Regions from separate parts of the Mus musculus genome. Here region 1 is linked to region 2. The links are chromatin loops, found by intact Hi-C in ENCODE. Cell type or tissue: left cerebral cortex. All regions are shown on one strand. Links, peaks and the distances in the headings refer to the core of each region. The heading gives the core; the rest is flanking DNA. Region 1 holds the start of Cyp4f18 (cytochrome P450, family 4, subfamily f, polypeptide 18). Region 2 holds the start of Olfr373 (olfactory receptor 373).

Region 1 (15,084 bases), core at 4,479-12,478, 98 kb after region 2:
AGGCCAGGAAGTGAATAGGCAGTCTGCTGGGAAGAGTATACTGGGTATAGGAGGAAAAACAGATGGCCATTAACAATGTTTCAGGGTGCTTCTGGTATGGAACCACCTCATGCCTTGAGATCCCAGCACTGTCAATGCCCCTCTCTTGAGAGGGAACTGTTCTCAGTAGGGTGAGACAACATTGTAGAGGGAAAAAGCTTTGGGCTTTAGGGTCTGACAAACCTAAGATTGTTTTGGGCTGTGCAACTTGGCTTAGATGCTTGCCCTCTCTGAGTTTCAGTTTGTTCTTCTGTTGACACTCGGGATTCTGGTCCAGACTGCTTACAGGCTGTGTGAGGATCCTGGGCACCTGAAGAAAGCAGACAGTTTATGTAGACTAGCCAGGGCACAGGAGGCATAATTTAGGGAGAGGAGCTACAGCACTTTCCTCACACTCTTACCAAGAGCAGAGTCCCACAGTGGTGACCAGCCTGTTTTCTCACACCCTCTTTTTGGTATTTTATCTTCATGAAACCATCCACCGCTTCCTCCAAAGTCCTTACACAAGGGGTGTGAAGTCCCGAGGACCTGGTACTCACTCTTTGTGACTCTGACAGTGCAGTCTTGCTCTGCTTCAAATTGGCTCCGCCCCCACATGATGGCCACCTATCCAGGCAGGGAGAGGCAGCTGGGCCTGCAAGGGATTGGCTGGTCTAGCCTAGACTTCTCTAGGTGCCCCTGGTCAGGAGTCAGAGAAGGGGAGAGACAGACCTGGGAAACACAGTGCTCCTGAGAGAAGGTACCAGACTAGGGCCATTGGGGCTGAGAGGTCCTAGGCTGGGGCAGGACAGGAAGTCAGAAGCAGATGTTGATTTCTGGCTAATAGTCCATGGTTTAGACTCTAATCAACCCCTTTCCTCCATCCTCTTTCATTTCCTCTCTCTCTATCTCCTTCTCTTCCCCTTTCTTCCCCTCTTCTCCCCTCCTTGCCTCCTCCCATAGATTGCCCTGGGTCTCCCTTCCTCCCCAGGCATTATCCCCAACTCTCTAATTCCCTATCCCTGTCCTTTGCCCTAGACCACACTGTCCCTCTTCCATGCCCCAGGATTTCATCCTGTGTGCATTTGCCCTGCAGGATGTCACAGCTGAGCATGTCCTGGATGGGCCTGGGCCACACAGCAGCCTCTCCATGGCTGTTGCTGTTGCTGGCTGGGGCCTCCTGCCTTCTGGCTTACATCCTTACACCGATTTATGGTGTTTTTGAGAACTCTCTTCGCCTCCGCTGTTTCCCACAGCCTCCCAAACGAAACTGGATCTTGGGACACCTAGGCCTGGTGAGTGTGGTAATAAGGTGGGTCTGGGGTTTCAGGGTAAAAGGAATTGTGAAGAGCCTTGAATAGAGCCCAGGGAGCTGGGCACAGAGGTGTGCTGGACTAGAACAGCAGAATTCAAAGTGCAATCATTTACAGATGCACTGTCCTGAGCCTTTCCCACACGGAGTCTTCTCTGAGTACTTCTCCAGCCTGTTTTCTCTGCAGATGTGGGCATGCTGCAGGGCTTCCAGCAAGGCTTACTCCAACAGAGTAAGGACCTTGGTGTTCCCAGGTTCTGTTGTGCTAGACTTGAGGTCTCCTGAGGGGAGACCAGAGCCAATCTCCACTATACCATTTGTTTTCAGCTCATCTCTGGCTTCCCACTGGTCACAGAAATGACCTACAATCCTTACCCAGACACACCCAGGGGCATAGACGGTCCAGGGGAGCTCTGAGGGCTGATTTCCTAACTCCCCATTCTTCAGCGTCTTCCTCTTATGTCTGGCTTCTCCACTGAGATGTACCAGTGAGTTATGTTGCTCAATCTAGATATGATCTAGCCTCTCACTTCCTCTTTTGGAAGCCTTCTCAGAACCCATCCTCCACAGCACACTTTGAGCATAGACTTCCATCTGGTTTTCCCTCTGTGTGATTTGGAGACATTTGCTTTCTTTTAAGTGGCACAGTGCCAGGTGTACAGAGGGCCATAGAGATTCTGCCAGAGCCTGATGTCAGCAGAGGACAAGTGAGAGTGGTCACCCTGATGGAGACTTAGAGGTCACCTTTGCTGCCTTGGGGTCTGCCAAGGCCAAGTTCCGCAGATGTGGTTGTCCTCCCTCACAGGAAGAACCAGAGACCACATGGTGTCTTGTTAACTCTCCTGGGAGATGTGAACAAGTCTATTTATCCCAGGTGGGCACCAAAACAGCATGTCCATCCGTGTTCAGCTTGCTGAGAACTATGGGCTTCTTAAGAGTTTTTATTTTTTTTCAGAGAACAGGTGAGGGGCTATTAATGGGATCATGGGTAACCTCAAATGGCTGTATCATTGTAAGGTCCCACCCATCATGGGTGATAGCCTTATGGAAGCTGCACCACGAAGTCCTGATTTAAAACCTCTTTTCGTATATACTGAAGTATATCCCAAGATCATATTTTACTGGGGTAGAGAGTCATAGCTGGAGTCCCAGGAGAAGATCTCCGGACCTTCCTTCAGGAGTTCTGACAGCTCTGACAGCATCCCCTTTGATTTGGCTACTACTCTTATGGGCAGCTATAGTTGCCATGACTACCAGGAGAAGTTGAAAATGACACCACTTTAGGCTTAGAGGGGAAAATGCCATATAAAAATAGACACGAATGCTGGGACTGCTCCCAGGATGAGAAAATCCACATTCCAAAGTCAAGGTGCACATCACGGTGTCGAGTGACTTTTCTTGGGGAGACACATCTGGGATAAGGCACCCAGGACAGGGTAATGAAACAACTTCACTCAATCTTTCTTGATGAGCTATGGTGTTTGTTGGGGTTCCACACAGGAGGTGATTCAGGCAGTTGCACCACTAAAAAGTCAACCCCAGCATGGGGTGACAACTCATGAAAGCAATATATCCCTATAGCTTCCTACTCAACATGCAGGCAGCTCCACCAAAGAGTGTTCTCCTTCCCCCAATCCTGCAACTGTTTACTAATGATATCCCTTAGGGAGTGTGCTTGTTAGTCTTATTAATTTAGTAGGCTTCCTGAGTCTTGTGACCTTCCCTTCTGAAAGAGGGAGTGTTCCAAGCTGAAGGAAACAAGTCCACAGCAAGTGGTCTGAGTATTGTGAGAGACTTTTTCCTGGGAGACACCACACAGTCTGCTAAGTCCAGATGAGGAAAATAGGTGAGATTCAAGTGATCATTCTTACCAACATCCACCTTGGGGAATTGGTGAGTTTATTGGAGTTAGTGACAGATATGGATGAGGGTTATGGAAGCAGGGAGGACCCAAAAGCAGGATGGTGACACAGGACCTCCCTGCATGATTGTGGGCAGCTCGCAGGTTAGAGAGTGCTCTCCAGGTGCCAGGCTGGCCAGTATCTACCACAGCAGTGTTTCCTGCTTCTGTAACCTGGAAAGGGCTTTGGAAGTCTTGACCTTCTCCACCTTCTCAGACTCCTACACCCCAACTTTCCAGAGGGAATGTTTTGATTTAGAGAAAATTATTGCTGTACAATTAAACAACATATACTAAACCTGCCTCTGGCAAGTGCCCTGCTGGTGACACTATTTTGGAGGTTCTGGAAACTTCAGGAGGTGGAGTGTAGTTGGAAGACATAGACCATTAGGGACAGATCATTGGTGGGGGGGGAATCTTGTCCACTGTTCCTTTTTTTGTTTTAATCTCTTTTTGCTTCTGTCCATGCAAGGTAAAGAACCCCTTACCATAGGCTCCTCTCACCATGATGCAAAATATCAGGTGGATGGGGATGAGCCGTCATGGATTCAGAGCATTTGCTCTGAATCTGCGAGCAAAATAAGTCTTTCTTCCTTTCAGTTGCTCTCTCAGGTGCTCTGCACACAGGTTCATAAAAATAACCAACAAAGAACTTAATGGGTAATTATGGAGGAGATCAAAAGTCCAGGATCTGATGAGATAGTGATTGACTTCACTAGTGAGGTAATATCTGTACCCATGAGGTAAGGACTGTGCACATGAAGTAATGACTGTGTTCATGAGGTAATAACTGTGTCTATGAAGTAATGTCTATATTTATGCGGTAATGACTGTGCTCATGAAGTAATAACTGTCCGTGAAGTAATGTCTATATGCATGAGGTAATGTCAGTGCCCATGAGGTAAATGACTGTGCCTATGAATTAATGACTGTGGTCATGACATAATGGTTGTATTCATGCAGTACTATCTGTGCTCATGAGGTAATGACTATATCTATGAGGCAGTGACTTTGCCTATGAGATAATGACTGGGCCCATGGGGTAATGACTGTATCCATGAAGTAATGTCTGTGCTCATGAGTCATAGATGGGAAAGAAAAACAAAACATTGTGCTGATAGTTGGAGTACAGGTCATTGGTTTTGTGGCATTTTACTCCAAATTGCAACATTACTTCAAAATTGAAACGTTTGCTCCAGAAAGGAAAGGGAGGCTCAAGAGCCTTAGGAAGTAAACAAAAGGTCACATAATCAGAAGGAATAGAAACTTGGAAGTTTCTTGAAGACCTTAACAGAACAGTATAAATAGGGGGTAAACATTTGCTGGGTGGAGACTCTGACCAGCCAAACTGTGCAAAGAAAGATATTTGGATTGTGGGCTTGCCTGCAAGCGTTATAGAGAATTCCAGGGTGGCACTTGGACTTCAGGAATGTCAGAGTGAGGGCATCACCTGTGGTGGGGTGGGCTTTCTAGTGATGGAGCTGCTTTTGAGTCATGCCTGTTTCTTGTAAGTAAGCCCTATCCCATAGTCCTGTTAGTGACCCTAGGAAAACTCATTGTTTTGACAAATCGGACATTGGTGCAGTGATTACTTTTGATATGTCGTGGACTCCCATGATCCCAGGGAAACTTTCGCACTCATATCCTGTGTAGCACACTGCACAGAGCTTAAGGACATTTTGTTCCTTCTTGAAATTTTGTGGGAGGCTGAGTTTAAAGATTTATTTATTTTATTTGTATCTGTGCATATGTGCGTGTGCAGTGCTTTGGGAGAGACCAGAAGAGGGTGCCACATCATCTAAAGCTGAAATTGCAGGTAGCTGTGAGCTGCCCCATGTGAGTGGGGTGCCGGGATTCAAACTTGAATCCTCCGAAAGAGCAGCAAGTGTTCTTAACTACTGAGCAATCTCTCTAGCCTCAAGACTGTGTTTAAAAAATGGCAGACTAGCTTATTTGACAGGAGAAATGTCAAGGTGTCAGGTTTTCCAGGCTGTTGCGTGGCACTGATGTCTTTTTGATGTTTACACTGAGAGCTAGGAACAAAAAAGCAGGACAGAATAATATACAAAAATTTGTAGTTTGTCCATGGCTCCAAAGAGATGGCGTGATGGTTGAAAGCACTGGCTGTTCTTGCAGAGGACTTGATTCGTTTCCTCGCATCCACATAGGTGGCGCACGTGCGCGCACACACGCACACGCACACAGTCAGGAATAATCTTGATTGTCAACTTGACACTCCATGAAAGAGGGAATCTTACCGCCTCTACAACTGGCCTATGGACATGTCTAGTGTCTGTGGTTGCATTCTCTTGATTGTTAATTGATGGAGGAGAGCCCGGTTCACTGAGGGCTGTACTGTCTCTAGACAGGTGTGCCTGAGCACCATGAGAGAGGTAGATAAGCCAGAGTGATATTATATCTTATATCTTGGGTATCCTAGGTTTGGGGCTAATATCCACTTATCAGTGAGTACATATTGTGTGAGTTTCTTTGTGAATGTGTTACCTCACTCAGGATGATGCCCTCCAGGTCCATCCATTTGGCTAGGAATTTCATAAATTCATTCTTTTTAATAGCTGAGTAGTACTCCATTATGTAGATGTACCACATTTTCTGTATCCATTCCTCTGTTGAGGGGCATCTAGGTTCTTTCCAGCTTCTGGCTATTATAAATAAGGCTGCTATGAACATAGTGGAGCATGTGTCCCTCACAGTTTCTTTCTCTTGAATCCCTGTCATGATGACTTTCCTCAGCGATGGACTGTGACCTGGAAATAGAAGGCACATAAACCCTTTTCTCTCAAAGTTGCCTTTGGTCAGGGTGGTTGTCTTAGTTATGGTTTTACTGCTGTGAAGAGACACTATGACAAAGGCAAGTCTTATTAAGGACATTTAATTGGGGTTGGCTTACAGGTTCAGAGGTTCAGTTTATTATTATCAAGACAGGAAGCATGGCAGCTGCCAGGCAGGTACGGTGCTGGAGAAGCTAAGTGTTCTACATCTTCATCCAAAGGAAGTCAGGAGCAGACTGTTTTAAGGCATCTAGGAGGAGGGTCTCAAAACCTACTACCACAGTGACATATTTCCTCCAACCACACCTCCTAATAGTGCCATTCCCTGGGCCAAGCATATTCAAATAACCACAGTGGTCTTCTTCTCTTCTCTTCTCTTCTCTTCTCTTCTCTTCTCTTCTCTTCTCTTCTCTTCTCTTCTCTTCTCTTCTCTTCTCTTCTCTTCTCTTCTCTTCTATTTTTTTAAAACCACAGTAACAGAATAAAGGGAGGCTGAAGGAGGTAGATCTCTATGAGTTTGAGGCCAGCCTGGTCTACAAACATAGTCCAGGCTACACAGAGAAACTTTGTCTTGAGAAACCAAGAAGGAGGAGGAAAAGGAGGAGAAGTAGGAGGAGGAGAGGAGAGAGGAAGGGAGGGAGGGAGGGAGGGAGGGAGGGAGGGAGGGAGGGAGGGAGGGAGGGAGGGAGGGAGGGAGGGAGAGAGAGAGAGAGAGACAGAGAGAGAGACAGAGAGAGAGACAGAGAGAGAGAGAGAGACAGAGCATAGAACAAGGGATCAACATGAAATGGTGCTGCCCCAAAAGACTGAGTCTTTCTACTTAACAACCAAGACATTGCCCTCAGGCATGCCCACAAGGATGAGTCTTCAAGAGTCAGTTCCATAAAAGAGCTCATAAGAGAGGACTGACTGTAAGTGACTTTCACAAGGCAAAGTCTGCATTAAGTATCTATGACCCTGGGGATGCACAGTCCTAGGCTCAGGTCCCACACATGCCACTTGCTATGTAGGAAACCATGATGCATCATGAGTTATGTGGGAAACAAGGTACATCATGGGCAACTGCTTCCATATGGAAAATGGGATGGTGGAGAACAGGTTAATATGATATTCAGCAGGCTGGGAGTGCTTGGTCCACAAGCATGATCTCAGCACTGGGGAGGTGCAGACAAGCTGGGTCCTGGGAGTTTGCTGGCTCACCAGTCTAGTTTAATCACTGAGCCCAGCCCAGTGAAAGAGACTCCACAATAAACAAAACAAGTTGGAGCTGGTGAGATGGCTCATCTCACCAGTAAAGTAAAGGTGCTTTCCCTCAAACCTGGTGATCTGAGCTCAGTCCCTGGGACACACAGAGTGGAAGGAGAGAACCTGTCCCTTCCTGCAAGTTGTCCTCTGACCTCCACAATGCATACCACAGAACATGTCCTGCCACAAAATAAATAAGATGTAATAAAAGTATTTTTAAAAAGCAAATTGGATGGCATCTGAGGATACCTGAGGTTGAACTCCGGCCTCTGTGCTCACACACATGATCATGTGCACAAGTGCACACACAAGCATGCACATACAGCAAATTAAGATAATAAGATGAAATGAAATAAAATATAGTGTTTAGGAGCGGAAGTGAGGGTGTGTCTTCTGTTTCAGTACTGAGATGTGGGGGAGGGGGGCAGGGGTTGTTGGGGGTGTGGGGACAGGCAGGGCTCAGTGCTGTGGATGAATTCCTGGAACTCCTGTGACTTTCTACCCTACTTGTCCTCTCTGCCAGCCCAGAGAGGCAAACACAAGGTCCTCTTCTACAGATCCAGAGCTCAGAGGAAGGACTCCTGTACATCCAGAGCCTGGTGCGAACCTTCAGGGATGCATGCTGCTGGTGGGTGGGGCCGTTGCACCCAGTCATCCGTATATTCCACCCTGCTTTCATCAAGCCTGTGGTCTTGGCTCCAGGTAGACAACATGCTGGTCCCAGCTTGCACACCTCTGACCCTCAAGTGCAGTCTACCACAGAAGGGCTATGGTAGAAATGTCCCTACTATGTCTCATCTAGACACTTCTGACTCATGCGTGGCCATGTGGCACCTGTTTAGAGCATGCCGTGTGATGTTTTCTGGGTGGTCTCCATCTTTCTGGTGTGTGGACCTGGTACCCACCCAGGCTCATATAACAATGGTTCTCTGTGGGGCTATAAACAATTGGGACATGTTGAGTTCTGTTTGGCTCTTATCTGAGGTATTGTTAAAAATAGTCTTTTTCTCCTGGCTGTGTCTAGACCCTGTTTGGAGTGTCTGAAGTCTGGGACAAAGGACTTTCTGAGATATGACTGAGGCCTTATTTGAGAAAAATCTGAGTAGTGTTAAAATCTGTTTAGCTTACATCAGGGAAGTTAATTTTAATATTTTAATTATTTTTACTTTTATTTAGTGTGTGTACTATAGAGCAAGGTGGAGGCCAGAGGACAAATTGCAAGAGTCAGTTCTCTTTTGTCCCAGGAATCAAACTCAGGTTATGAGGCTTTGTGGCAAGCACCTATACCTATTGAGCCACCTTGCTGACCCCCACATGAATTTTTCCCCTCTAAAACTGTTTTCCTAAACACTATGTTTTATTTTCACAGTGTAGCTCTGGCTAGCCTAGAATTTATTATGCAGACTAGGCTGGTCTAAAGCTCATAGAAATCCACCTACCTTTCTCTCCAGAGTACTGGGATTAAAGGCATGCTCCATGCCTGGCCCAGAAATGGACTCTCAAATCACATCTGAGACTTATCAGTTGAGTGTGCTGAGGTGTGTTTAGCCATCTGTGTCGCAGTTAGGTCAGGTCATATGTGCTTCAGTCATGTTAGCCAATGCGTGTCTATGTCATATGACTGTGTCAGGAGATGTCAGCAGATGCTGGGAGGACAGAAACATTTGGTCTCTGTAAAGGCCTGCAGAGTGTGATGCTGTACTCAGCAAGGTAAACAGGTTAGACCATGTAGTAGCCGTATGAAGGTGTGCTGCTGTGTGTATGTCATATGTCAGGCTGAGCCTTCTCTATCTAGTGCTGTTTGGCCCTCTTGTCTCCCTCTGTCCCTGCCCCCAAATCTACCATGTGGACTTAGAGGGAGGGGAGTACACAGATACCAGGCTGAGGGCCCCATTTCTCCCATGCCCTCCCTCCTGCCATGGCTCCTGACGGTCCTTGTTCACACCAGCTTTAGTTGCCCCCAAGGACACAGTCTTCTACCGTTTCCTGAAGCCGTGGCTAGGTAAGTACCTACAGGTGAGGGGCTTGGAATGCCTTGGAGTGTATAGAAGACGCTGTTCTTGCCTACTGCCATGCTGTTCCATCAGGGGATGGCCTCTTGATGAGTACTGGTGACAAGTGGAGCCGCCACCGTCGCATGCTGACACCTGCCTTCCATTTCAACATCCTGAAGCCCTATGTGAAGGTTTTTAATGACAGCACCAACATCATGCACGTGAGTCCCTGGGACCCATGTTCCCAACTGGAATCTGGGTGATGAAGGGGCTGTAACCTATTTGGTCTCCAGCCCTCACTGATGGAGGCTGTGATAAAATACTCAGAGAAGCAACTTCAGGGAGGAAGGGTTTAGTTCCTCACAGTTTAAGGTCACAATACATCTGTTTGGGGAGTCACAGTGGCAGAACTGGGAGGAAGCTGCTTCAGGAAGCAAAAAGGGATGAATGCTGGTGCTCGGTTCACTTTCTTCTTTTCCTTCAACCCAGGATCCCAGCCCAGGGATGAAGCATCCGTTTAGAATGGATTGTTGCAATTAGCTAACTCAACTAAGTTTAGTCCTGGTTTCATGTCTGTTGTGTGATAAAATTCGACAAAGCAGCTCAGGGGAGGGCAGGTTTGTGTGACTCAAGTCTGCCATTACAAGGAAGTTGAAGTGGGAACTGAATGTGTCAAGAGCAGAGTGAACAAACACGTGGATCTGTGCCCACTCTGCCTAGGGGATGGTGCCACTCACAGTAGGCTGGGCTTTCCTGCAACAATTAACAGTTAAGACAATTCCCCATCTGCATGCCCACAGGCTAACCTGATCTAGAAAACTCACAGAGAGACTCTTTTCTGGTGATTCTAAGTTGGGACAAGTTCACAGTCAAAACTAGCCATCACATTTAGAAAACCCTTCACAGGCATGACAGGAGGGTAACCTAATACAAAGAATCCCTCACAAGTATGCCTGGAAGCTTGTCTCCTAAGTAATTCCATATTCTGTGAGGTTGGTATCAATATTAATCATCACAGAACATTTGTGTGAGTCACTGCCAATTCTCTCCAACCCTCAGTTTCCACAACTGCAAAATGGGGTTAAAATCTCTCCTTTGTGCCTGTGATGATATCATGGACTCAGGTCCCCATACACAGTGGGCACTTAGAGGGAGTTAGTTTCCCACACGGTCACCCTGCAAACTGAACAGTCATGGTGAAGACTTCTTAGAAAATACAGATGAGGAATAAGTCATTCTAAACTCATTGGCTGGAAGCAATAAGGGCTGAGGATAATGACAGTGATGTAGGCCAGAGGTTGTTTTTCATGTTGATCATGGCATATGGCTGTCAGAGGGGCAGGAGGAATCTCCCTTGATTCTAGCTCATATGGTTCATGTGGAGGACTTGTTCAACTCCAGGCTGATTTAGATAAAGTAGCCTCAGGATCTGAGTTGTCGTCTTATCTTATCAGGTGTCTTACAACTTCCTGTGACCTCAGTTCTAAGAGATCTGATGCCCTCTTCTGGCCCCCATAAGCACTACATACCTGTGCACATACACAGATACAGATGTTCACACATAAATAAAAAAAATTCTTTAAAAGTTTTTGGAATGGCTCCAGAAGGGACTCTTGCTTGGACTTTTGTCCCTGCAGCTCTTTCCCTCCAGAAGGCATCTGGGGGTGTTCCCGTGACACAGGGTTCCACTAGAATGAGAGAAGTCACTAAAGGCTTACATCTTTTCCTTGTCTTCATATGTATGTGTGGCATATGTGCATGCATGTATATATGTTCACAAGTATGTGTGGGGAGGCCCAAGTTTGATGTTGGGAATCTTCCATCTCTCTCTCATCTCTCTCAGCCTTGCTTATTGAGGCATGGTTTCTCAATCAAACCCTCAGTTCACCGATACAATCTCCCTAGCCACATTCTGTTCTCTGAGTTGTCTGTCCTCTGCAAACACAGCTGAGAAATGACCTAAGTAAGGAACAATAGGATAGTTGAGTACTGGTATTCCTAGAAAGGATTCTCATGGCCAGGAGCAACCACCTCTCACACACCACAAGTTTTGTGGGGTATGTGTGTGTGTGTGTGTGTGTGTGTGTGTGTGTGTGTGTGTGTGTGTGTGTGTGTGTATGAGTGCATGCGTGTGCATACATGTGGAGATCAGGGGTTAACTTTGGGTGTCCTTCCTCAGTCACCATCCACTATGCTTTTTTTGACACAGGGTCTCTCACTGCTTGAAGCTTATCAATTAAGCTAGGCTAGCTAGCTGTTGAGCCCTAGGGGCCCTCCTCCTGATCCCACCTCTCTGGGGCTAGGATTACAAATCTTTGTCATCATACTACTTAAAAATAAACAAGCAACAACAAAACCCCTGCAGGTTCTGGGACTTGAACTCATATCCTCTTGATTGGATGGTCAGCACTTTCCTGACTGAGCTGCCTCACCAGTAACCAGGGATATTTTTGAAATAGATTTATAACAGGAAAGAACACTGACTGAACACCTTGTGTGTCAAGCACAGTCTCACATGCTGATTCTGTAACAGCCACTGTCTGCTTTAATTTGTGAAACAGAGGGCATTTCTGCTCAGCAAGAGTGGATCTAAAGGTTTGACACATCAGGGAGTTTGTTAAAGTCCACTCAGCTGAAGAAGCAATCTAGAGATGGTGGAGCACTGGTTCTATGCTGGTTTGGCACACAGCAAATCAGATCAAATCAGAGGCTGTTTCAGGGCTCCTTTCTGGTGTCTGGTGTTGGAAAGAGGCTCTGAGTACCAAGATTAAACCCTGTTTCTGTTCCCTTCTCTGGCTAGGCCAAGTGGCAGCGCCTGGCCTCCAAGGGCAGTGCCTATTTGAACATGTTTGAACACATCAGCCTCATGACCCTGGACAGTCTGCAGAAGTGTGTTTTCAGCTTTGACAGCAATTGCCAGGAGTGAGTACTTGTCCTAGCCTGGGAACCTGGCCCATAGACACAAGGGAGGGAGGCCTGTTCAGAGAGAGGAGAAGGGCTTTCCTGGAGGAAGTGGCTCAGAACTAGCATTCAAGGACCCTGGAGGGGGAGAGTGAGTACCTTCCAGGAGGTGCAATTGTTCAGATGACAGCATGGAGCTGTCTGCATTAAACAGTGAAGTAGCACCTTGAAGATGAGGGTATGGAGGAGATGGGAGGTGGAGGCTTAAAATTAAGGAGCCTGGAAAGCTAGGCCAAGGGATGTGAACTTCATTACGAGATTTTAAGGAAAACACTGAAGGTGTTTGTTTCGGTTTATAAAGTCAGATTTCTCTTACTGTAACAACATATTTGAGACAGCAAACATCAAGAGAAGAAAGGTTTGTTGGTGCCAAGGGTCTCATAGGCTTCAGTTAATCATCTGCCTCCTGTGATGAGGCAGTACCTCAAAGTTGGAGCATGGAGAAGAGGGGGCTTGAGAGTAGAGATATGGGGAAGGAGCTCATTAGTCCCCACTGGGACTACAGTACCTAGGGCTCTATAGGCCTAGGCTGTGTGACACTATTCCTGGAGAGCTGTAAAGACACCCCAGGTAATGAACCTGTGATTGGCCAAAGAAAGTATGGACACTGCCAAAGTCCAACTTGGCAAACCAATCAATTTTATTGGGGTTTACCCATTTCTGAAGGAGCAGAAATGACAGCTGTATCACCAAAGCCCACCCCAGCATGGTGACAGCTCAAAAAACTGAAACTCCAGAACTGCAGCTCTACAGTTCAGAGCATCTCCTCTCCTCAGCAACCCTTACCACTTATGCAATTCTGGGGAAGGAGGGACCTTGTGATTCTGGTGAGTTTCAGGGATTTCCTGAGGCTTGAGAGTTGTTTACTTCCCAAGTCTTAATGAATCTTGCTCCAGGATGGAGCTTCAGTTCAGAGGAGATTGCTGTATGATACGGCAGTTAATGGTTGCTGGAGACAGAGAAACATTTTCTTCAGTGGTGTAGCCACTGGTAAGGTGTCCATATTTCTTGTATATAAACCCTCATTAAACTCATTGAGTCACCAGTAATAATAATTAATAGTTATAGAATAGAAATGGTAAGAAGAGGAGTTGGTAAGAACTGAATTAGCAGGAGTGTGAGGGAGACAAGAGAGTGTACTGAGGTGGAGATAAAGTAGATAATATACAGGAGTGAGTGAAAGTGTGGTAACGAAACCCATCATTGTGTACAACAGATGCCAAGAGAACAACTTTTAAAAAAGAGAGATAAGAAAGAGCCAGAATCCCAATGTCCTCTTCAATGACCTAATTTCCTCCCACAACGCTCTCAAGGCTGACCACCACACACAGATCAGAGCTCTGGGAACAGGAGATGGGCAGGGTCTGAGCTGAGCTCTGTAGACACTGACTGCTCTAAAGGCACAAATGAGTTCTACTGAATGTGGGAACACTGGGGACAGAATTGGGCCCAGGACTGTTGGAAGATAATTGTGCACTATGGGCACAGAATTTGAGGATGGAGGTGGGACAGTCTGGATACTGGGTGGATGAGGAAGGGGAGGATCCTGGTGTCTACACTGTACCCTGGGGCATGGAGGAGGCAGTTCACAGAAATGCAATAAATGACTAGAGTCTGGAGAGCTCTTCCCTGTGGCTGATGAACTGGTTTTTCCCCTGGGATATTCAACCAAAAACCTCTTCCCCAAAGGTGGACACTCAGGACAGACCAAAGTGTGAGCCCAATGAAGTTCACCTCTATGATACCAATGAGGCAAAATGATCGTGGCCTGGAAACAGGGTCAGGTTTCCCCAAACTACATGACAACATCATGACAACAATTTGATGAAGTTTTTATAGTAACAGAACAATGAAAGTACTAAATTGTGGGTGATGGAGAGACTGCTCAATGATTAAGAGCATTTGCTGATCCCAGCACCCCTATGGTAGCTCACAACATATGTTAAAGTATCACTTCTGCTCTGCTCACACTCCCCAGGAAGCCTAGTGAATACATCACTGCCATCTTAGAACTTAGTACCTTAGTGGCCAGAAGGCACCAGAGGCTGCTTCTGCACGTGGACCTGTTTTATTACCTCACCCATGATGGGATGCGCTTCCGGAAGGCCTGCCGTCTAGTGCATGACTTCACTGATGCTGTCATCCGGGAGCGGCGCCGCACCCTCCTTGATCAGGGTGGTGTTGATGTCCTCAAGGCCAAGGCCAAGGCCAAGACTTTGGACTTCATTGACGTGCTGCTGCTGAGCAAGGTGGGCTTCTAAAGGGGGTGGGGGAAGATGGGGTCAGGGAATACTGGGGCTGGGATAATGTGACATGACAGAGTCAAGCATGCTCTACCCTTACTATGATGTCCTAGACCCAATGTAGGCTCCACTCATTGGAACCTGGCCCCAAGCCCTTCATCACCTGGTAAGCTAAGGTTTCTGGAACTCTGCATTGGTATCTATATCCTTTGAGCCATCTCAGACTAGGGAGGGGCTATAAGCCAGGGAGGCTGTTCTTATCATTCCAACTAAAAGTCTAAACCTTTGCACAAACCCTTCACAGAGAGCAGGATGGAGACCCAAATACCAACCATGCCAACTCTCTCCATCCCCACTTGTCAGGCCCAGACCTTAGCAATCACCCCAGGTCCCTGGACTCACCTGGGCCTGGCTGAGAAGGGAATAAAGTTCAGGGTGACCTGCCTTTGATGTTAGGTTAAAAACTAGAAAGGATCATACATCTGCAGGAGAGACCCAGTCATGGTGGGTGAGTGGCAGTTCCCACCACAGCCAGGGACAGAGTCTTGCATATACAAGGAGACAGTGAGAGCTGATTCCCCACTCTTCTGGGGCTGAGGATAGGACTCAGATGATATAG
Region 2 (15,084 bases), core at 3,640-11,639:
CAGGCTCACTGCCTGGTGTGGCCCCCTTACTCCCCCCAACCCCCGACTTTACTCACCTATGGAAGGTTTGCTTCTGGCCTTGGGATGCTTGGTGGGAGGTAAGCCAGCTCTTCTTGGGAAAAGCTCCTGGACAGAGTGTGACGCGTGAGGCAGTTTTCTGTCCCTACAAAAGTCTGTGCAAGGCCTTGGCAGAGCACAGCTTACCCTCTGTCCTCATTGCCTGGCTTGTTCCCCAGGGTCTTGTTAGGATCAACTGGTTAATTGTTCTGTGTTCTGTCCCTATCAAGCCAGCTTCTTAGGGGCCAAGGGCACTGTACTTCCTGCCCAGGTTTTCCCTCCACACCTTTGGTGCCAGTGTCTCTAGGATTCTTTGGGGATCCCTTGAAAAGCATGGTTTGGTGGAATTCTCTTGACACTATTAGACCTGCTCAAACCCTGAGATAGCGTTGAGGCTTCCTACTGCTCCCTAAGGGAAATAGACCCTTCATATAGATTATTTATTAACTTTTTTGGGGTGAAGGACACAAAGGCTGTAGCAGATATGATTTCTGTTTTGTCCATATGTGTTCAGGTATGCAGCATTTTCATATCATTCAGTGACGCAGGAATGGAGCCCCACGAGGAAAGGCTACACTAGTCCTCTTAGTCTGACCCCATTCTTTTGAAAGCTGCTTCCCTGACTCACTTCTAAAGCAGCAGCAGTTGGCTCTTTTCCTTCCTTGAGGGGTGCACCCCAACCTCATGTGGGGTCCCGTTCCCACCTGAGGACCTAGCTTTGTCTATAACCACTGTCAGCCTCCCTTTCCCTTCTAAGCCACGCTTTCTGAGGTCCCAGTTTTCTGGCTGGAGTCCCTCCATATCTCCCGCAAGCTTGCCAAGCTCTCTGTTCATCGCAAGCCCCTTCTCCAGGACCCATTTTCCTGGTTCTGGGCCCTCTGTCAACCTGACCTGTGGGCGTTTGCTGTGGCTCCTTGAGCTCACCCCTGCAGTTTCTCACGAAGTCTTGGGGCTGAGCTTTCTCTGCTGTCTTAGCACTGCTGTCAGGGACTGGGGGTCTGGAGCTGGCAGGAGAGGGGCTGTTGCTGAAGTGGACAGGCCACTGCTCTCATGTTTTCCCGGTGGAACACAGGAGCTTTCGGCTGGATGTGCTGTCACTTGAACACTGTGTGTCCTACTCAAAACCACAGTGGACCTTAACCCAATATGAACTGGTGAGGATACCCCAAGAATGCCTAGCATACAAGAGGTGCTGGGTTCCAGCTCCAGTGTCAGAGAGGGGAGGGAGAGGGGCTGGGGAAGGGAGGAGAGAGGGATAAATTGGAGAGACAGCTCAGTGGGTAAGAATTTTCTGCTCTTGCAGAGGGTCTGAATTCAGTTCCCAGCTCTGGTGGTTCACAACTGCCTATAAACCCTTGTTCTTGCTCTGCACTTGGAGAGCACTGCATACACTTGCACAAGCCCCAACCCCACAGACAAACACACAGACACAGATGTGAAAATAAAACAACTCTTTGTTTTTTTGCTTTTCGAGGCAGAGTTTTCTGTTTAGCTGTGGATCTGCCTGCCTCTGCCTCCAGAGTGCAGCACAAGTCTTTTTTAAAGACTTTGTGCATTAGAGCAGCTAGACATGGCAGTGCACTGAGATCTGGAGGCCTGCCTGTCCCCACTGTGTGGAGACACCAACAGTTGAAGAGAATCTAGAGCATGCTAGGGGCCTGACTTTTCAGCACTCTCATGAATTTTAATTTTGTCGCATGCTTTGATGTTGTGAAACACTGAATTGCTTGGCTTTAAACCTTTCCCTCTGGGTGTCCAGAGTTTTGGACCTTCAGGTATCACCCCTGGGTCTGAGCCTCAGCTCTCAGCTGCGAGGCTTGGAGGGGGCACAGCGCCTCTTAGCGGCCTCAGGGAGAAGCACAGCACAGAGCACTGCTGCTTCAACCTTGGAAGGCACCTACTCCCCTCTATTGGCTCCTTCTTTTTCATCTTCCCTCCTCTCTCCCCCTTCCCTCTCCCCTTCTTCCTTCTTACATCTACTTATCTCTTTTTTCTCCATCTTTTCCCTATTCCTTTTCTCACTCCCTTTCCCTCTGCTTCCCTCCCCCTTTTCCTGTGCAGCTGATGAACCCAAGAAGCCTCACATGCCAGGAAAACACTCTTCCACGGAACACACACACCCAGCTACAATCGTTTTCAAATTAGTCAAGATTTTATGGAGTCATGGTTCAAGGCAATGCCAGTGTGTTCATATAATATTGCAGAAATCTCTTCTATCCTGCTACTTTGTGAGACAGGATATCACTAGGCAGATCGGGCTGGCCTGGCCTGACTATTCTCCTGCTTCAACCTCCTTGGTTGTGGAATGACAGCTGTGCCACCATGGCAGGATTGCCTGATTATGTTTTGTTGTAGGTAAGGTCTAGCTAGGTAGCTTAGGCTGTCTTAGAACTCTCCACATGCCTGCCTTCAGCCACTTCAGGGCTTAGAAGACTGGTGTGGACATTCACTTCTGGCTTCAATGACCATAGGTAATGTTTCTTTTTCTGTCTGGTTGGGTCCATCTAGTTGCTTAGTTTGCTTTCTTTCTTTCTTTTCTTTCTTTCTTTTTTTTTTTTTTTTTTTTTTTTTTTTTTTGGTTTTTTGAGACAGGGTTTCTCTGTATAGCCCTGGCTGTCCTGGAACTCACTTTGTAAACCAGGCTGGCCTCGAACTCAGAAATCCACCTGCTTCTGCCTCCCGAGTGGTGCTGGGATTAAAGGCGTGCAACACCACGCAAGGCTTAGTTTGCTTTCTAATGCTATGATTAGAACACCATGACCCAAAGGAACTTGGGGAGAAAAGGTGTTCGCCACCACACCTGGCCCTGTTTTTTTTTTTTTTTAAAAGATTTATTTGTTTTATGTATATGAGTACACTGTAGCTGTTTTCAAACACACCAGGAGAGGGCATCAGATTTCATTACAGATGGTTGTGAGCCACCATGTGGTTGCTGGGCATTGAACTCAGGACCCCTAAAAGAGCAGTCAGTACTCTTACCCACTGAGCCATCTCGCCAGCCCCTTGTCTGCCTCAGTTAAGCACAGATGATAAGCTAGCTGGGTGGGACCCCATCCTGAAATTATCATTTCTCTCACACCTGGGCCTAACCTTGTTTTGTTGCAGGCCCACCCTGAACTGTGATCGCTACTCCCAAAATCTCTTTATTTCCTTCCTTAGTATCTTTCTGACGACTTTCCTCATAGTGTTCTAGTGTTCATAGTGTTCATCTGTTCCTTTTTTTCTATTAAGCCTCTTATACAATTCATATTGCATCCTTATATTTTGCATAGTTGAGAAATTATATATTTTTGAGCTCATATTTTTAGAGTTCTTTTCCACAGCCTTAACAGCTCTTCTGAAGGTCCCAGTGTTTACCATTTTGCTGAGATATTAGCCACACCTTTGCCTCTGGGACTCCTATTGTCTCTGATTATCATGGAGAAAAGCAAATAAAGGTTTGTTTATTTTGGACAGGCACTGACCACAGACCAAAGAGATTACTCTACCCATTATGGCTTAAAGAACCAGTGAGTCTATTAGGGTGACTCAAAGGGAACTACCAAAGCTCATCATAGGATGGATGACAACTCACAAAAGCTGCACAAGTTGCAGGCAGCTCCACCTCAGAGTCTCCACCCTCGAGGTTCTTACTCGTTTATACCCTTGAGGAAGGGACCTTGTAAATCCTGTAAATTTGAAGAGTTTCCTGAGACTTGTAAGTTTTATTTATTTCCTGAGTGATATGGACCTGCATTCTTCCTCTAGAAAATGATGTTCCACTTTGGAGGAAATCATCAGATAACAGTCCCTTCCAGGCTGTGCAAAAATGTTCAGTCTGGGCTATAGGTAGCTGCTTCTGTTTACTTTCTGTTTCTATAACAATGCCATAGACTGATAAGTTAGAAGAAAAAGAGGTTTATGGTTATGTGAATATGAGACTGAAGAGCCTCATCTATCAATGCCACAGACTGGACTCAGTCAGTCCTTCCACCCGCTGGAGAATCAGGGTCTCAGTACAGGTGGGCAGGAAGTCAGTGAAAAGTGACAAACAGACATGAACTCCAGAGAAAGTGCTGCATCTGAATGTAATTCCTCAAAATGAGCACCAGACTTATAATACCAAAGAAAAACAGGAAAGCTAGGTGATACATCAGCCAAGGCACATCAAGATGCACAATGGTTCTGTATACAAAACAAAGAAAATACATATATAAAAGCTGTCGGGAGCCAGGCAGTGTTTACAACTGAGATAGGAACATCCCTATCTAAAATCAGCTATTCACAGGATCCAGGTGAAAGGTCTGATGCAATGCTAGTCTATTGTTAAACCCACCACCAGAGGTTCTGTAGTAAATACCTAATTATGCAATTCCTCTGGGCCTAGTGAAAACATGCATGAGGGGAATTCCATTTTACTAACCCTTTCATGAATAATACTTCAGTTCCTCCTAAAACCCATCTTCTTTCTACTATTATGTAATGTAGGCTGCCATTCATGTCTGTAATGAGAATTCTAAGTTTACTTTGTTAAGCTTGCCCTGAGATTTCTAGCTCCCATCTGGCAAACTGAGATGCCTGATTGCTAACTGTCAGCACTGGGGCATTTCATCTGGATGAATGACATTCTTACCAAATTCCAAGCCCTGGGTCATCTCAAGGACTGCCTAGGACATTGGTAAAGGCCAAGCAGTAGAGTTCAACCTGATTTAGGTATTAGTAAAATCATTCCTTAGAGGCACCTATAATAAAACAATACTGAAAGAAAGCACACAGGTCCACACAGTGACTAATGCAGGGGCAGGTTTGTAGCATTTGTGCCAAGGTTTCAGGAGACTGAGTTTCAGTGAAACTCTTTTACTCATGACTGCATCCAAGCCTTTAGGCCTGTCACACAGTCTTCATTGGAGTGGGTGTGGCAATCAATGGCTTTTTTTTCCTTTTTAAGAAATAATATCGGGCTGGTGAGATGGCTCAGTGGGGCTGGTGAGATGGCTCAGTGGGTAAGAGCACCCGACTGCTCTTCCCAAGGTCAGGAGTTCAAATCCCAGCAACCACATGGTGGCTCACAACCATCCGTAACGAGATATGACTCCCTCTTCTGGAGTGTCTGAGGACAGCTACAGTGTACTTACAATAAATAAATAAATAAATAAATCTTAAAAAAAAAAAAGAAATAATATCATGTAGCCTAGGTTGGGTTCAATCCAATAAGCCCCTTGACTTCCCTTGACTTATTCATTCAATAAAAATGACCTTTAATTACCTTTTTTGGTTTTTTCTTTTTAGATAGGGTTTCTTTATGTAACCCTGGTTGTCCTGGAACTCCCTCTGTAGACCAGGATGGCCTTGAACTCACAGAACCTGACTCTGTCTCTCAAGTGCTGGAATCTACCACCTGGGCCTCCTTGAATTACTTTTTTTTAAAAAAGATTTTATTTTATTTTATTTTTTTTGGTTTTTCGAGACAGGGTTTCTCTGTATAGCCCTGGCTGACCTGGAACTCATTTTGTAGACCAGGCTGGCCTCAAACTCAGAAAAACTGCCTGCCTCTGCCTCCTGAGTGCTGGGATTAAAGGTGTGTGCCAACATGCCTGGCTTGAATTACTTTTAAATTTGTATTAATCATCATTTTCTCTTCTTTCATGTGTGTATGCATTTTTTTTGCATGTGTGGGTGCATGCATATGTGGAGGCTGAAGGCTGAAGTCATCTTATCCTTTGAGTCAAGGTCTCTCAGTAAAACTCAGAGGTGGCTAGTCTAGCTAGCCATCCTGCCGGGATCCTGTCTGTGCCTTTGGAGACTGATATTGCATGTGGCTCTGGGAATCTGAACCCACATCTCTGGCTTATGCAGCAAGCACTTAAGGGCAGCAGGCATCTCTGAAGGCCAACTGTGAAATCTTGATCCTCCTGCCTCTACCTCCCCAATGATAGGCATGTTCCAACATGTCCAGTCTAGAAAACCTGCCCTCTTATTTAAATAATTTACAAAACATTTATTCTATAACTCTGTGTATATGCCATATGTGTGTGGGTGCCCAAGGAGACCAGAGGAGGGCATTAGCTCTCCTTGAGCTAGAGTTACAAACAGTTGTGAGACATGGGTGCAGGGAACCAAACTTAGGTTTTCTGGAAGGGCAGCAGGTGCTCTAAACAACCAAACCATCTGCCCTTCCCCTATTTAAAAAGTTTTTTTGTTTTTTGTTTGTTTATTTGTTTGTTTTGTTTTGTTTTTGAGGCAAGGTCTTGTTATGTATCCCATGCTGGCTGAAAGCCTGAGGTAACCTTCCTGCCTTGGTCTCCCTTGTGCTAGTGCAGGGAAGACAGGCATCCACCCCAAGCTAGGGTATAATTTCTAGTTTTTTACAAATGCACACGGAAATGAGAAGTGCATCCTGGAGGAGGCAGCTGGCCAGTTGCCTCGAACCTTGCATGCGCACAGCCACAAGAAGGCTCCTAGGGAAAATCAGGATCAAAGGACATCATCCCTTCACCTTGAAGTCAGACCTGCCCATGAACTTGACCAAGGACATTCGAACTTCTCTGTTTCTCAAGCTGTAGATGAGGGGGTTGAGGGTAGGGGTGATGAGGCTGTAGAAGAGGGATACCACATTATCCTGTTTTGGGCTGTGGTAGCTGCCTGGGACCATGTATATGAATACAGCTGCCCCAAAAAAGAGACCCACTACAGTCACATGTGAGGAGCACGTGGTGAAAGCCTTGTGTCTAGCTTCAGCTGACCGCATGAGCAGGACAGCTCCCAGAACGTGGCCGTAGGAAATGAAGATGAGAGACAGGGGTAGCAGTAAGATCAGCACCCCAGAGATGGAGAGCGCCAACTCATAGGCTGATGTGTCTGCACATGACAGCTTGAGGAGAGCTGGCATCTCACAGAAGAAGTGGTCCACGGTGTGTGAGGCACAGTAGGGGAACTGCAGGGTGATGGAGGTCAGGATGGAGGCCACCAAGGCACCTGAGAACCAGGATGCACCCACCATCACCAGACACACTTGGTTTCTCATGAGCACCTGGTAGTGCAGGGGGTGGCATACGGCCACGTAGCGGTCATAAGACATGAGGGACAGAAGGACACCCTCAGAGACACCCATGAGCATGAGGAAGAACATCTGAGTGGCACATCCCCCAAAGCTTATGACATTCTGTCCTTGCAGGAACTCAGCCACCACTTTGGGGATGGTAACCAGTGGGAAGCCGACATCCAGAAGTGAGAGTTGGCTGAGCAGGAAGTACATGGGTGTGTGGAGCCTGGAGTCTGTGGCAATCAGAAAAAGCAGGGTGGTGTTGCCTAGCAGGCCAATGATGAACACGGTGGCCATGAGGAAGAACAGGACAAGATGGGGCCCTGTGTAGCTGAAGAGCCCCATGAGGATGAAATCTGAATTTGATGACACATTTGAAGTCCCCATCCCCCAGGCGCATCACTGTCTACAGAAGATTCGGTAGGGTCCCACTGGGATAATTTTACATCACATTGCAACTGTTTGGTGGCCTCCTATAAAAACGTATGAATAAATCCAGGCTCCTACCAGTGAGCGGCCGGAGGAGGAGCTGGAGGAGGAGCTGAAGGAGGGGCTGGAGGAGGAGCTGGAGGAGGGGCTGGAGTGGCTGGAGGAGGGGCTGCAGGAGGAGCTGCAGGCCTGGCTCAGGGGAGGATCCTTGCTTGAAATCCTCAAGTTATCAGAGCAAGGAGAATTCTACCCTGGTGTTCTATTTCTGATATCTCTCAGGCAAGTGCAACCAGCCAGCATCTACAGTTGAAGTCTGTGGTTAAGCTAGAGAGCATAGGACAGCTCTGGTGAAAGAACAGAGCACACAGCTCCCCATACACCCTGGTGCAGGTGTGGGACTTTGAAGAGATCAAGATGACACACAAGGATGAAGGTCGATCAAGAAATGTCTGGGACTGTGAAGAAAGACTTTTTCCATATCCTTGGCAGAGAGATCTGAAAATCAAGAACAGTAAGGAATGGATATTTGGGATGGACTGTTTGTGGGTGTGTTTGCAGGGAGACACAATATCTGACTGTTAGGTTTCTTTTGAGTGTGTGTATCTCTATGTGTATGTACATAGGTATGTACGTGTGTATGCATGTGTGTGTTTGTGTGTGCATATATTTGTTTGTATGTATATGGTTTTCTTTGTATGTATATGTGTGTATGTTTGAATATATGTGTGTATGAAGTAGTTGTTCAACTCAAACATACTGCATGTTTGTTTGTGCACATTTGATTGATAATTTTTGTTTTGTTTTCATTGTTTTTTTCTTTAGTTTGTTTTGATTTTCTTTCTTGTTGTTTGTATATGTGTGCTTGTATGTATGTATATGTGTATGATGTTTATGTGTGTATATCTCTGTGTGTGTCTATGTGTATGTGTCTCTATGTATGTACATGTATGTATGTATGTATGTATGTACGTGTGTGTATGTATGTATGTATGTGTGTGTGTGTGTGTGTGTGTGTCTGAGTGTGTGTGTAGGCTAGATGTTGGTCTTTGGTGCTGTTCCTTAGGTGCTGTACTGTCTATCTTCATTTTTGAGGCAGGTATCTCCCTAGCTTGGAGCATGCAAGGAAGGCTAGGCTGGCTGCTTAGCAAGCCAAGTGGCTGGGGAGCCTCCGCCTCTACAGAGCTGGGATCATAAGCATCTGTCAGCATGCTTGTTTTCACTCCCTCTCTCTGCTGTATGCCCATGCATATAAGGTGGCCAGAGAACAACCTGGAATAGTCTTTATCTCTTCCACTAGGATTGAAGACAGGTGCTCATGCTTGCATGTCTTTCTTTTCTGACAGAGCCATCTCCCAGCCTGCAGCTAGCTCAGAGCAGGCAGTGCTATGTTGAATGTGTGGCCATCTGTCCCTCAACCTCCCCTCCCCTTGAGCTCAGAGCATCTTGCAGTAGTGTTCATGATTCTCACCTCTAGTGCTGAGCATGTCTGTGTGGAAGATGCAGCTATTGTAGTTGATTGGGACACATCTAGAAACACAGATAGGCTGGCTTTGGAGCACCAAACAGACACCTGCTCTGCATGTATCCATAGGATTTGGGAAACTTTAGACAACAGGATCTGAGCCTGGAGGTCATCGGGCACCCAGGTCCCCATGCCTGTTACTATGGATACTGTCCAGACTATCTGACTTGCTTTTCTCTAACACAACTTTGCTGAACTTCATCAAAAACACTTGGTTCAGGGCTGGAGGGATGGCTCAGTAAGGGCATGTGTTGCTCTTCCAGAAGACCTAAGTTTGGTTCCAAGAACCCATGCCAAGTGAGTCACAATCACTCTTATCCCTAGTTTAGGGAATCTGACACCTCTGGCCTTTGCAAGTTTGGCCTCTGAAAGCATTCACACACATACATACATGTGACTTTAAATAAAATAAAATAAAATAAAATAAAATAAAATAAGTAAATAATAAACTTTTGGCAAGGTTCAAGTGAGATGGGTCAGGGGATGGAGATACCTGGTGCTAATTTGGTGACTTTGAAGAGCCCAGAGCAATTCCAGGCTCTGCCATCCCCATCTTACTGCACAAGCCCTACATTCTTTCAGTTGCAGTGAAACTACTTGGGCTGTGTGCGCACCATGAACACTGAGATGAGATGCTGTCTTAGAGTAGCCTGAGACTGTACTGGCATCCTACTATGTGATACACTTGGGGCTCAAGAACTAACCCTTGACTTTCCAATTCCTTCTTTATTATCCCCTGAACATCTGCTCCTGGATTTATGCTTTAAAAGGAGACTGGTTGAGCCCTTCCAAGGTCATTGTGTCAGCTGCAACCCTGACCTCAACCCTAACAGTCTAGAAGCATTTTTCTGTGGTGAATAAAGTTGCTTTTGTTTTATTTCTGATTTTGGTGATCCTTTCTTCATTATTAGTGCTCCATGTCCCCAACAACTTCAGTTCAAGTCCTGAGTACAGCATGGTGGCAGGAAAGAGCTAACTCCTGCAAGCTGTCTTCTGACCTGCATACACAGAGGACGGGCCCTCTACTCAGTTGCCCTCCTTTCTCCACTTCTGTCTTGTTTCTTTTGAAGCTGATCTTCATAACTTCTAACCATTGAAGGTGAAGGGGGTCTATTCATCCCATTTTGTCTCTACTTAGAAACTAGGCCATAAGCCATCTGTTCCAGCAGCAGACCCCAAAGTCCAGGAACAAGACAATAAAATCCCTCACCTGAGGAACAGCCTGAAGGTAGACACATGAATGGGAGATATCTGATCTCAGGATAGGCCATCTGTGCTGGGCAGCAAATCCTGTGGTTAATCATTCATGACTCAGTAATTTAGCTCATATGGGGCATCCTGACACCCATTAATGAGGTTGTACATTACCTAACCCTAAAAATATCATACTAAAACATTTACCTATCTTAAGTTTAAGTCACTTTGCTTGTGTAGCTGACATGTCTGTCTGAGTTGTTCTGAGGCCAGAAGCTGCAGTCTCTAGTATTTCACTTCTAGTTGAAGTCCCAGGACAAAAAGAGGAGCGAGGCCTGTCTCCAGTCTTTGTCCTCAGCACTTTTCCGACTTTCAGAGTGCATGATCACATGGTAAAAGGTTCACCACAAATTTGCACATAAATTCAGTTCATAAATTGAATAAGAAGTTTACAACAGAGAATGTTTACATGCATATCCATTAGCAGTAACTATCTGGCTAAACATTCATCTCCTGTCACTAGCTCTACAGGCTCAAGGAGAGTTAAAAACCATAACTTAGTTATCCTTGAAGTTTTGTATAGATAAACCCAGTCAATATTTTATCTTCTGTCCTGCACGTATAGTAAATCCTTAGTTCCCTTTTTATGACCTTTGGTTAATGGTTTTACAACCTCTTGGAATGTGCTCTTGGTTGCTGTCTCAGAAGCAATTAACTCATGACACTTCAAGACCAGCAAAGTTCTCATTTCAGTTTTGACATCAGAAGGGCCTTAATAGCAGTCCTATTTTAAAAGAGGCCTGAGTATCTTTGTCTGGGTTGCCATTTTGAAGTGGTGGTGACTCCTGCATGCTGGGTGTTTCTGCAGAATAAACAGTCTTTGTTCTTGCATACCATCTGAGTCTGGGGTCTTCCTTCAGTGGTTCTTGAACCCTAACAAAGGCATTGGCTCCTTATCACCTCCTCTTGATTATCCTTTCCCAACCCATTTTTTGTCATGCGGTGTTTCTTCTTGTTGAAACTTCCAAGGCCCAGGAATGGTTGTCAAGTCCTCTGCTAGGCCACAGAAGTATTGGAATGTTTCAGGAGTGTGATCAGGAGACTCAATTCTTAGAGATGCAATTTTGTTAAGTTGCTTCCCACTTTGTCAAGGCTGTCTGGAAGTGCACCATGTTTATGTAAATCACCCCAAGAATGTTAGGTATTTAACAAGACCTGGTCAATGGCTGATTAAGGTGTCTGTTTAAAAGCAGACTCTGCCCTTCCCTCCTCTTGTTGCCCTGTTCAATTTCGACTTTTCCATGTGCCTCTGGCTGGACTCACCCTCATGCATACAACAAACCCTCACCTCAAACATTCCATGGAGCTGTCATGTCCGTATTTATTTATTTATTTTTTTATTCATCTGGAACCTAGGACATGAGAGAAGCATGTATTTGTTGCCTTCCATGGGACTTGGCCTCTCTGAACCCAGCTGCTGGTGGAATCTCCTAAGGGAGGCATGGATCATTGGTTTCTGCCTCCCACCAAAACTGACTTCAAAATCTAGAGTCAGCCTCTGTAGCTGCTTCTTTCCCCAGCCTTCTCTATCTACGGGCCTCTCCTTACCTACTTGGAAAGTCTTCTCTCTGGCTCCTGCAGCCTCCTAGGCTTTCTGGGGGCAGCCATCATGTGGGCAAGACTTACATCTTTGCCTTTTTCAGTGGTTCTTAACCTGTGAGTTATTACCCTTTGGCAAACCTCTACCTTCAAAAACATTTACATTAAATTCAAAACAGTAGCAAAATTACAGTTATGAAATAGCAACAAAAATAATTTTATGACTGGGGGTCACTACAACATGAGGAATTGTATTAAAGGGTCCCAGTGTATGGAGGGTTGAGAACCATTGCTCTATTGGATCCCTACCTTTTCTCAAAAGGTCCCCAGTCTAGCTCTTCAGTTGCTTTCACCTCTCCTTCAAGGCTCTCAGTTCCTTCCTGGAGCTTCCTCAACTCTCCTTAGGAGCTCCAGCACCTCAGTTTCTCAATGCAATTGTGGCCTCTACAATAACATTGGAATCCTCTCTATTTGTAGCCCATGTCCCTCATGGCTACATTGTTCACTGTCTCTCAGCTCCCTCCTGGAGCTTAAAGGAGCTCTGCCTCTGGGGAGATCATTTTGTGACCTTTTCTCCTTATCTCCTGAGATTCAGGGATTTCATTAAATCCTCAGTGTCTTACTGCAAACAGCTCTGCCTCTGTACAGCTCAATAAATGGTGAAAAAGGAATACACTTCATTTTCAAATTCTTTCAAACCATAATAACTTCTGCCACCACATAAACAAATGATTCCCAAATCTCTGATATCTAATACTTCCTTCTCTATAATCCCAAAGTCTTCACTTTTTACTCTTCAGAATCTTTTGTCTTCATGATTTGTCTGTACTCTGCTCTCAAGAATCTTTTAAGACTATTTTGTGTAAATGCTCTCACCTCAGGGTATTCTTTATTGGGTGTGGTTAAAAAATTTGTAACAAAAATTTAGCTTAAAACTTATAGCCAAAGGTTGAATCTTAATTTGCTATATGTGATTCAACTCTTATTTAGAAAAATAGATCTACTTACTGTATGTACTGTATGTAACTTAGAGTCATCTCTTGTTTAAGAAAATAGATGTTTTTAATCAGCAACCATATGACTTGCCTTCATCTTAGCTGATAATCACATCAGGATGGAAGCAACCATGTGTCTGGCAGTCATCTCTATTTACTAAGGTTAAAAAACAGGTTCATGCTATATGACTTCACCACCATCTTGATTAAGATGACCATGGGGTATAAAGCAACTAAGGCAGTACCTATAAAACCTGTCTCCTCTTTAGACTAAGGAGTCAAAAACAGGTCTCCAAAAACTTTTTGGATTAGAATGAATTACTATATGATAAATTCCTATGGTTAAAGGCTACCCCTGTTAACAAAAGCTGATTTAGAGAGTTATTTCTAACCACTTACTTCTTTGCCAAGTGCTCAATACCAGGCTTCTAGAAAATGTTAAATAAGGAACACATTTGATGAATAAGATATGTTTGATAAGGTTTATAAATTCCTAAGGTATACTCAGGTTAACAGTAACTGACTGGAAAATGTGGTCTGGCTTCTTTGTCCTTGCTAACTTTTTAAAAATCATTAGCTCCCTATGGACTGTATTTATGGTTAGAAGTTTTATGTTTGATGCTAAAGAATTTTCAATGAAATCTTCAACTCAAAATTTTAAGTCTCAAACTTAAGAGGGATGAAGCTGTAAAGTCCTAGTCTTACTACTGACTTGTAAACTGTTCAAAATAATGAAGACATGCAAGTTAGTACTCAGTCATCATTCATGATCAAGTTCTTCAATGTTTTCAGAACTAGGCTCACAATCATGCCAAGTACAAATGTAACTCAGTTAGTTACAAGCTTTGTTTTGCTTCCTGTACACCTTTTCAAGACTAAGCCTAAAGCAAGTAAGCAGAATCAAGTAGCTAATAGCAAGTAAAGCTTGTTTAAAATCAGGCCGACAATGGTCCCCAGAGTCTCCAGAGATCTGCTGAATTTAAACTGTTTAATAGAAAAAGCTTCCCATGAGAAACAGAGATGCCAGATCCTAGCAGCAACCCTAAGGTCTCCAAAGAAGATGATGGAGCACAGACTCTAACCACTGGGAAGAACTGCCCCATGACTCACCCATCACCAGTGCCCTGCCTAAATTGTGGCCACTGTTGGATTGACTGCTCTACTCTGTCTCATCAAAGTATATCAGTTTTCTCACGTTCATTCTCACAGGAAACCTCCCTTAGACCTTCTGGGTCTGGTAACTGAAAGCTTATGTTGCCCTGTGCAGCAGCTGAAGATGTTATATTGTCCTGTGACAGCTTAAGACTTACTACTTCTGTCCCCCCCAAAAGCCATCAAGACCACTGAGACCATGGGAGCATAGAGTAAACCATCCAAGTTGTGGTAAATCTGTTATTTTAATTGATACAGAGGCCACTTGGATTATATTTCCTGCTATAATTAATTTTTCTCAGATCTCCTATGGTGTTGACCCCTAACTGTAGTTTTATGTTAACAAGAGCATGCAAAGTAGCTCCTCTCCCCAAGATTGCATCTACCTGGTTAGTTCACTTCCAATGCAAAGTCAGGCCTCAATTTTCCAGAGCCACTAGGTCTCTGGCTGAGAAAGTCAGACACAGTTTACCTTAATGATAGATAAACTCACAAAATAGGTCTGTTTCTCTCTCTCTCTCTCTCTCTCTCTCTCTCTCTCTCTCTCTCTCTCTCTCTCTCAATCATCTGTCTATATTACTATTGCTTTATTTTAAAAAACTTGCTTTGCAATGACTGCTGTCAGTAATCAAACACCTGTGTCTCATGGTAAATGAGTGGATGGAAGGAAAAAGTATAAGGTTTATGTATTTTGTGAGGGTCTAAGAAAGTAGTTTAAGGTATATCAAAAATGAGAAATGCTTTAGGTTTCTTTCCCCTTCTGTGCTCTTGTTATAATAAGATTTCAAAAGCTCACAGTTTGAACATGCATCTCTGACTAGCTATTAATGTAGCTCTGGTAAAGCAGTGTTCCTATAGTCATAGTCACAAGCTCAAAATTTTCTTTGGTTGTCTTCTAAGTATAGACTTAAAAATACTTCTCAACCATGTTGGAGTCATTTCTGTCCAATCTCTATATCCACTCCTCTGGACAGAAGAAAAAGTATTAATGCTTTTAACCTCAAATCATTTTTTGGGGTCCCTGAGCTTTTACTATGACTCAAAGGCATGAGTCTGCTGTATTTTTTACAATATGGATTTCAGTACAAATTACAAGCAGTGGAAATGCTAATAGA

The links. Peaks named below come from ENCODE experiments on the same cell type or tissue, not always from the same donor. Only the 100,000 strongest peaks of a DNase experiment are listed, where the experiment ranks them.
Region 1: a loop joins it to region 2, with 11 times the contacts of the local background. A loop is called at or near these places in 20 of 42 quality-filtered maps.

What each region holds. Positions count from the first base shown.
Region 1 is chr8:71,995,273-72,010,356 of GRCm38, reverse strand. Cyp4f18 (cytochrome P450, family 4, subfamily f, polypeptide 18) reads left to right here and starts at 731. Exons shown (of 13, transcript NM_024444.2): 1 at 731-778; 2 at 1,115-1,313; 3 at 7,825-7,969; 4 at 9,216-9,269; 5 at 9,355-9,482; 6 at 12,062-12,183; 7 at 14,201-14,471. The coding sequence starts at 1,116. Gm51535 (a long non-coding RNA gene) reads right to left here and starts at 5,697. Exons shown (of 3, transcript XR_003947403.1): 1 at 1,706-5,697; 2 at 579-673; 3 at 1-349. In left cerebral cortex, for the core only: no CTCF peak of the experiment used is centred there; no DNase peak of the experiment used is centred there.
Region 2 is chr8:72,092,143-72,107,226 of GRCm38, reverse strand. It overlaps Olfr373 (olfactory receptor 373), which reads right to left and starts at 7,465. Exons shown (of 1, transcript NM_146539.2): 1 at 6,521-7,465. The coding sequence starts at 7,465. The coding sequence ends at 6,521. Olfr374 (olfactory receptor 374) reads right to left here and starts at 187. Exons shown (of 2, transcript NM_146338.2): 1 at 57-187. In left cerebral cortex, for the core only: no CTCF peak of the experiment used is centred there; a DNase peak (open chromatin) is centred at 7,634.